Regions from separate parts of the Homo sapiens genome. Here region 2 is linked to region 1. Evidence: chromatin loops called from intact Hi-C (ENCODE). Cell type or tissue: ascending aorta. All regions are shown on one strand. Each heading gives the region's core, and the rest is flanking DNA. Links, peaks and the distances in the headings are about the cores only. Region 1 has its middle 78 kb from the start of SAMMSON. Region 2 has its middle 67 kb from the start of EIF4E3.

The links. Hi-C counts contacts between places; a loop is a spot of excess contacts. Peaks named below come from ENCODE experiments on the same cell type or tissue, not always from the same donor. Only the 100,000 strongest peaks of a DNase experiment are listed, where the experiment ranks them.
Region 2: a loop joins it to region 1, with 5 times the contacts of the local background. A loop is called at or near these places in 42 of 110 quality-filtered maps.

What each region holds. Positions count from the first base shown.
Region 1 is chr3:70,075,681-70,080,079 of GRCh38, reverse strand. It overlaps a transcript of SAMMSON not described here. Among named protein-coding and RNA genes, the nearest start is that of SAMMSON, 78 kb to the right of the region's middle. In ascending aorta, for the core only: no CTCF peak of the experiment used is centred there; no DNase peak of the experiment used is centred there; H3K27ac peaks cover 873 bases.
Region 2 is chr3:71,656,418-71,660,816 of GRCh38, reverse strand. It overlaps a transcript of EIF4E3 not described here. Among named protein-coding and RNA genes, the nearest start is that of EIF4E3, 67 kb to the left of the region's middle. In ascending aorta, for the core only: no CTCF peak of the experiment used is centred there; a DNase peak (open chromatin) is centred at 2,516; H3K4me3 peaks cover 398 bases; H3K27ac peaks cover 1,476 bases.

The DNA of each region.
Region 1 (4,399 bases), core at 133-4,132:
CCAGATAGAGAAGGTGAAAAAGCCAATCAAGAATCCCAGGCAAAGTCTAGCCATGGTCTAAACCATGGCAAGAGAGGCATTCGGGAGCATAAATTGCATGACAGAATAGTTCAAAGGAGCTGGGCTTTTGTGCCACCCATATCAGCAAGCCATTTGCTGCCCCTGAGGAGAGCACAGCTATAAGCTGTTAGCTGCAGCACTCACAGCAGCTGGGGGCTTGGTGCACTGATGGTTAAAGAGGCTCCAGATGTGGCACTAAGTGTGTGTGTCACATCATTTGGAAAAAGAAGAATCTAGTACAGATGCCTCTCGACTTACAGTGGGGTTACGTCTTGATAAACCCCCCATAAGTTGAAAGTACCGTAAGTCAAAAATGCATTTAATATGCCTAACCTACCAAACATCATAGCCTATCCTAATCCACCTTAAGTGTGCTCAGAACACTTACATTAGCACATATTTGGGCAAAATTATCTAACGCAAAGCCTATTTTATAGAAAAGTGCTGAATATCTCATTTAGTTTATTGACTACTGTACTGCAAGGAAAAAACAGAACAGTTGTATGGGTACTTGAAGCACAGCTTCTACTGAATGCATATCACTTTCACACCATCGTGAAGTCAAAAAAATCATAAGTCACACCATCATAAGTCAGGGTCCATCCATACTTATAGAGGCAGCAAGTGTTCAGTTCGTGGGTCTCTGGGGAAGCCTCGATTTGTAGCATTTCCCAATTTTCCTAAAGTAAATACTCCCACCATGGCTGATTTCAGGCTATCAAGATGATCAATGGACCTAGAGTTAAGAAGAGATACCCACAAGTTTTGGGTGATTCCAGCACACCACTCATGGAAGTTAAGCAACTTAGCCAGAGACTCATAGAGAAACCAGAATTTGATCTCAGGCAGTCTTACCCCACACATTTAGGCATATCCACAGTAGCATATAGAGCATGAATCTGCAAACTTTTTCTGTAAATGGCCAGAGAGTAAATATTTTCTGCTTTGCGGTCTCTGTTGCAACTACTCAATTCTGCTCTTCAGTGCAAAAGCAGCCATAGATAGTACATAAAAGAAGAGCACGGCTGTGTTCCAACTGAACTATATTTACAAAAACAGGCAGTGGGTCAGATTTAGTCCATGGATTGTATTTTGCCAACATCTGTTATAGATGTGATTTAATTATTTTTAAATAAATAACATCTGCTATTTGCTTACTGAGCTGAGCCAGCACTAAAGTGAGGCAAGAGAGTTGCCCAGGACATAAAATTTAAAGAGACACTTCCATGACCCTGAACGTGCCCAACAACTTAAGTTTTGTGCCATGGGTGCCTGTATTGCTTTACTCTGGGCCTGGCCCTGTTACGGAGTCATCTGAACCAGATTTGCAGGGGTATTGATCAGGGTTCAGTTGCTTAAAAGTAAAGGACTTGGGCAGAAAGGGATTTAACACACAGAAATAAGAGCCTGCAAAACTGTAGGAAGGGCCAAAGAAGCAGATAAATCGAGGTAACCACACTGAAAAATTGGCGGGCCAGGGGAGTCTCCACATCTGCTTGCTCAAGAATGTGGGGAATCTGAAGGCTGCCTACAGAACAGCTAATTTCAAAGACACAGTGATAAAAGCATGATCTGGAATCAGGGCCACCACATTGCCACTCCACACCCAGAGACTTAGTGAACCACACTTAGAATATTACCTTTCAAACGGCACCTGCATGCACCTATGTGAACCTAATTTTTTTGCAGAACCCTAGCTGCAAGAGAGTCTGAGAATTACAGATTTTTGCTATCTAACTGGTGACACTGGAAGAAAAGCAAAATGTGTGCTAAGCGACAATTTACTACATCTACCATAATGGGTATCCTAAGAGTAACTGTCCAACGGGCATGAGATTCTCCTGTGTCAAGTTCAATTCCAACCAGAAGTTCCTTCTAATAAAGGGAACACCACTCCTCCCCACCCCCATCTTCTAAATCTTCCCCCCACACACATGTGATGGGATAGGTGATAGAGATGAGAAGTTTACCATTGAGGGCTAAAGGTTAAGTGTGTGAAATGCACGGAAGTATTGCAGCAGGGATAAACGGGGTCAAGGAATGCCAAGAGTGGTTGCAGCCAGTAGAAGAAGAAGGAATGAAATCAGGAGCCCTATAGGACAGTAGAAGACTGGCAGTTGCTAAGGAGTGAATGCAAAGGGAAAGCTGAGAATTTCTTCCGTGGGTCATTTGTCTCTAGGGAACCAATGCCTTGTGACCAGCGTATCTATTACTAATGGAGGACAAATGTGGCATCATTCCCTGAGGTCGGAGATGTGTGCAATTAACTAATACTAAGCATGTTACAAATACACAGTGCTCTACAGACTGTAATTCATAATCATTTCCATGGGAAAACAAAATTTACGAGTCAATAGAAATTGAGTTATTTCCTTTTGAAAATGTTTTATATTCTGATATAGGATCTATATAAACACATGTTACATATATGTAATTACGAACTATCATAATAAAACAGACACTCAAAAATCTATCACCAAACTTAGTAGCTATTAATATACAGCTGAAACTGCCTGTGTATGTTCCCCTGATACCTCTGACTCTTTCCTCCTCTTTATTCCCAAGGAAACATTATCCCAAAGTTTATGATTTTTATTTCCTTGCTTCAAAAAACATATAGTGTTATCACATATGTATGCAATCTAAAATAATTTCAAATTTGCACATCTCAATTTATTTTTATAATAGAAATTAATAGTCTTGTTAACAAATATCTTTCAAACCTATTTGTTGGAATTAGAAAATGAATATAAATCTTGGGCATTTCCAAGAAGAATAGAAAAAAGAAAAGCAGATATCGTCCATGAAAGCTTAATTCACCTTATAATTTGAGCAAGTTTTCATTTAAAAAAATAGTTTAATCATAAAATCCTTTTAGAAGTGCTAGCCTACTAAAACAGTGGCTAATTTTAACTGTTTTTCACAAAGGCGAGCCAGTCACAGAGTTAATGAAATTAAGCTTCCTTCATTTCTCTCAAATTCCCCCCACAAAGAAGAGCTGTAATGTACAAAATGCAGCATAAATACATGGCTGATTTTCAGGACTCAAGCCACCACTGATTTGTCACACTGCCTCTTAACAACATATCTGTATTTTGTAAAATGTATAATTTTTTTCAGCCCCTGAACAAATATATTTACATAACTGTGTCTAACGAGAAATTACATTTAACTTCTCAGAAATGACAATAACTAAAACCTGAACTGCCAATTCCACTTCATTAGTGTGGTAGAAACGCATTCCAAATGTTAATAAAAATTCCAACATGCTGATAAATTAGAGCTTCTAAGGAGCATGTGACACCTTGGTTAATATATTCAACCTCAATTATATTTCTCTTCAGCACCCTGTTATCTGGAACCTTTGCTGGCAATCAGAGGTGCTGTTTTTCAGCGGCCAATTTTCTAGATAATGTAGCTTATCAACACTGTGGGTAAACTTGCCAATGGAATCAGGCTGCACTGAACCACACACACGCTAATTGCATCCCTTTTTTATGCATATTTACAGACTGTCACTTCAAAGAAATCAGTGGCCCATTGAGGCACCCAGTTAGCTGGAAGAATTGCCTCTTGCAAATGAAAATTAGCAAACAAGCTAGTGATAAATATGAAATGAACAAAGTGTAAAAATACTGTTTTGTTCCAAAACTTCCTTGTCATCCCAATTTATACTCCCAAATAGAAGGAGTTTTGAACATAGGATTTACCTTTTGTTTCAAATAAAGACAGAAAGAATTCTTCCTTAAACCCACTAACTAGGTAAAAGCCTATTAGCTTTTCCTTCTTCTCCCACGCCACCCTCACCCTAAATTTCTATTCACATAAACAGGTTATTAAATCCCGTATTAGATTTGCTTTGGAGTTTGAATAGACAAATGACATGTTAACACTTCAGAAACAATTAACCCTGGGAACTTAATTAAGTTCTTCTGACTTAAAGGAAGCACATTTCAAAATAATGTTTCTAAACTCTCCGAATTTGCTCAAGAATAGCAATGCTTTGCTTCTCTTAAGTATTCATAAGTTCTACTTAACAGCAGAAAGCTTTGCCTGGCTATATATGGGTAAAGTTATGGTGTTATGAGCCTACTGTAATAGGACTACCTCAGAATGAATATTAAAAAAAAAAAAAAACAGGTATCGAAAAATAACAATTATAGAAAACATTTTCCAAAAGCCCAAAACTCTAGGCTTATATGAAAGAAAAGATGATTTTATAGCTACATCCAGGAGCTCGACATAATCCACTATACTGCGCTATGAGTTTGTCTGAAATCCTTTTCCTTGCTTTTCAGAATAACATTTGGAAATCTTTTATCACTACAACAATGTTTTA
Region 2 (4,399 bases), core at 160-4,159, 1.6 Mb before region 1:
CTCACACAGCTCTTTCCAAAAACGACATCTCCTTGTCATCCGCAAAACAGAACTTATTTTTTTGGGCTTCGGTGTCTGTCCTATAATTAATTACTGCCCATTTACAACAGAGACTGAAAATTCCTACTGCCTCAGCTGGGTGCCTGGAAGGACTTCTTTCACATCAGCTGATAGAACCTGTGTTTGTATTTAGCGGTGGGCCTGGCAGATAATGAGGTTTTGATGCCACAGAGCTATTTAGGTGAGTTTATTCTAGGCTCTAAGGATCCCTCGGCTGCTAACATCTGGTCTATTCAGATGTCGCTCTCTCTCCATTCAGAGGGCCCGGGTTTGGTGGGCAAGATGTTCTCTTTTACAATCGACTTGCCTTTGATCTTCAAGACTGGCTTTCCTGCTTAAACACCTGGCCATGCTTAGCCTCTGTAGCAATTCTGCACTCCTGCACAGTGTTTCTTTTCTTGGCTTTCTTTCTTTCTTTTTTTTTTCAGCTTCACTTTTTATACACAGATGGTCATCACGCTGTGTGCAACTGCAGCCGCAGCCTGCTCATCATCGGAGAACAGAATTTTTTTTCCCTCCAGCCGATTCAGACAGGATAACCTCTTAGGCAAACACTTGGGTACCTTCCCATCTCTTACAGCTTCATTTTCTGCTCACACCACCCCCACCAAGTCCTACCCACTGAGTGTGAGCAGAGGCTGGGCCCCCTAGAGCAGAGCTTCTCCAGCAGCAATGAGCATACATACTGACTGCCTGGGCATTTGATTAAAATACAGACTCTGATCCTTAGGCCAGGAGTGGGCCTCAGATTCTGACATCTGTCAGGCTCCCAGGCAACACCCATGCTGTTGGTCTGTGAACCACAGGCTGAATAGCAAAGTCCTAGATTACTTCTAGAATAATCTACACTTTGGCCTCCTCCCAGTAATGTACCTGCCTCTTCCCCGCTTTCTTAACAAAACTTAACTGCCTTATGTTCTGTTCTCATGAAAGCACCCTCCTGCCCCCAGGTGACTATCTCGTACTCAAATATTAATACCTGATGGAGAAGCAGGATGTGGAATCAGAAGACTGTGGGTATAGGAACTGTGTTGTGACCACAGTGTGAGAATTACATTTCTAATTGGTGAACCTTTATTGTTTTTAATATATCCTGGCAGTATTCTACCCTGATAAAAGTTTTAAAGTAATAATGTTATTCTCAATATGGAATTAGATCTTGACACGCTTTCTCCTTCCACCCCTATCCTCAGAGTTCACACAGAACAACAGAGGCTCAACTCATGGCCCATTCAGAGTGCCCAAACATAAGAATCACATCCTGTCAAGAAGACGATCTGTGCCCCTGTCACAGTTGATGCCATGGCTGAGACCAGTATGTTCTATTCAGATTTGAGAAAAGCAGTTTCCATGTAATAAGTCTGATGCCATAATTAAAACATGTAGCAACTGGGTCCATGCCTGCCTTTTACACGAATCCTCAAGAGCGACATTTAGATGAGCATGGACATCTGAAATCCACTTGATGCCATGGCTCTTTCTAGGAGGGAAGCTCCTTTATGCTGTCATTAAATGGGCACTTATGATTCTCCAATCATACATCAGGGTTGAGAGGCGCAAGCTTGCGAGTCCAACTCGCCTTGATTCATATCTTGGTTCCATACATGGCTTTAGCCCTGTTGTTTAACCTCGTTTAGCCTAGCTTTCCCTGTCTATATAATGGGCATAACTATTATTATCATGTATTTCAGGCCTGTCACATGATAGTCTTTGTAGACCCCACCTCTGTGGCTATGACAGCCCTGTAAAGCTGGCTAGCGACTGGTGTGATGTGGGTAACAGTCAATGACAGCAAACCAGCCCTTGCCTCTAGACAGGCCTTCAAGGCTCTTTCGGGCTTGAGTCTCCCTTACTCTCCTGCATCACTGGGGGGTTTCCAGGAACGAGCTTGTTCCACCAGTGCAGTGGGAGTGTGTGTGCTCTCAGGACTCAGGGCAACTGCTCCTACCCTTGTGATGTGAAGGGATTTCAGTATTTTAACTGGTCCATCTCCATTTGGCTGATCATATATTGAGAATTAGAGAGATTAAGCAAATTGCCCAAGACGGCCCAATCAGTGAGTGGTGGGTCTCAGGTGTGTCTCACTCTAGACACCTGTAGCCTTAACCGCTGAGCAGTCCTGCTCCATTTGACACGAGTGAATGTGCATGAAGGTGCCCAACAGTATCTGGCATGTGGATGGTAGGTCCTCAGGAAATCCTAGACTCCTTTGCCCTTCCCCTACACTTGATTCCTGTATGTCTCTCTGCTGAATTGAGTGCCATCCTCATTCTGGGGGCTGGGGTGGGGCGGAGGAAGCTTCAACACCTGACCTCCTCGTTACCCAGCAGGGCCTTGTGGGTGCTGTGACTCACAGTTTCCAATTCTCCCAGTTGCCCGGTTGTACACAGTAGTTTTCTAGCTGCAGGTTGGTGAAGTATTCCAGGGCAGGATGTTTACATCCCCTAGAGGAACGGGCACGGAATCAAGCCAGCCCTTGCTTGGCAACCCCTGGCTGTTCTTTCCAGCCTCAGGCGCCCTGCCAAACCGACTCAGGAGAGGAAAACATAACAAGTGCTGATGTGCTTCCATTTCACATAGAACATAATACAAGTTTTCAGGATGATTTATTTTCCTAAACAAGAAAATACAATGGACCCCATCCATTATTCAACATGCTAATGATAACCTTTACTCTCTTGTCAACGATGATCTAAGGTGGTGTTCAATCGAAGTACAAAGAATAAGCAGAGAACACACAAACACACTCACAATCCCACGACACTCCATGGCATGACAGTGGGAAAAAAATGGGGACACAAGAGGATGTGAAACTAAGAGGAGAGATATGTTTCCGCCTTTGCAGCTTTCTGAGCATCATAAAGCGGGGACTTTAAAAATTTTAGGTGATTAACTTGAAAATGACCCCATAGAAAGTGAACATTGATAACTCAATGCATGCTTTATTGTAATTTTTAGAAAATTGATTTCTTTCAACTGACATTCAAACCACATGGAGCAGAGAGCCTGGAATTGTATCAGTTTTCAAGATCTTTATGCCTGGCCCAGTTAACACCTCTGTGTGTGGGTATGTGGTGGGGGGGTACCCTGTAATACCAGGGTTTTCTTTTAGCTGGGAAAGTCTGAGTTTCCTGAGAATTAAAGGCAATCAGGAAAATGAGAAAGTTTGTTTTGATTCCAAGCAAGCTCAATAGAGTGGCAAAATGAATGAAGATTTTTTCCAAGTAGAGAATACATGCTAATTAAAGTTATTAATTTCCTGTATGTTTAGGGATATTATGTATATTTAAATGGATATCAGTGAAAAGTAAATCAGTATAAATAGCTTATTTTAGAATTAGCATTATAACTCATGTATGGATGTCACCAAATATTAAGTTCATTTCTAAATTTTCCTTTTAAGCATTTTAGGTAGCGTGTAGACCAAATGAGTCCGTTAACAGGAGAGCCTGTGGAGAGCAGCTTGGAACTAAGCATCTGACCCTTGGCCATGCTTTCCAGGAGACTGAAGAGAGTTATTTAAGAAATTTAAGGCTGGGTGCAGTTGCTCATACCTGTAATCCCAGCACTTTGGGAGGCCAAGGTGGGAGGATGGCTTGAGCCCGGGAGTTCAAGAACAGCTTAGGCAACATGGTGAGACCTTGTCTCTATAAAAAATATAAAAATTAGCCAAGTGTGATGGTGTGCGCCTATAGCTGAGTAGTCCCAGCTACCCACGAGGCTGAGGTGGGTGGATCACCTGAGCCCAGGAGGTCGAGGCTACAGTGAGCTGAGATTACACCACTGCACTCCAGCCTGGGTGACAGAGCAAGACTCTGTCTCAAAAAAGAAAAAGAAAAAGAAAAGAAATTTTTAAAAATGTGAAGGCAAAGCTTTTTTTCTGATTCCTTTAAATGGTATTTTGGCTACGAAAATGTAACCATCCCTGAAAAATGCTCATGGCCTCAGCCATTCTCAAAACATTCCCTCCATCTTGGTATTGAGATAAATGAGTAACAAGGAAGGCAGCATTTCTTAATCGGAATCACAGTGGACCCAGCAGCATCTAAGGGGTAGCTGGGGCTTGGGCTCTAGTTGGCTGGGTGACCCTGGACAAGCTGGTAACCTTTCTCAACCAATAATAACCAGGTGATTGGCCGGGCGCGGTGGCTCACGCCTGTAATCCCAGCACTTTGGGAGGCCGAAGTGGGTGGATCATGAGGTCAGGAGATGGAGACCATCCTGGCTAACACAGTGAAACCCCGTCTCTACTAAAAATACAAGAAAAAAATTAGCCGGGCGTGGTGGCGGGCGCCTGTAGTCCCAGCTACTCAGGAGGCTGAGGCAGGAGAATGGCGTG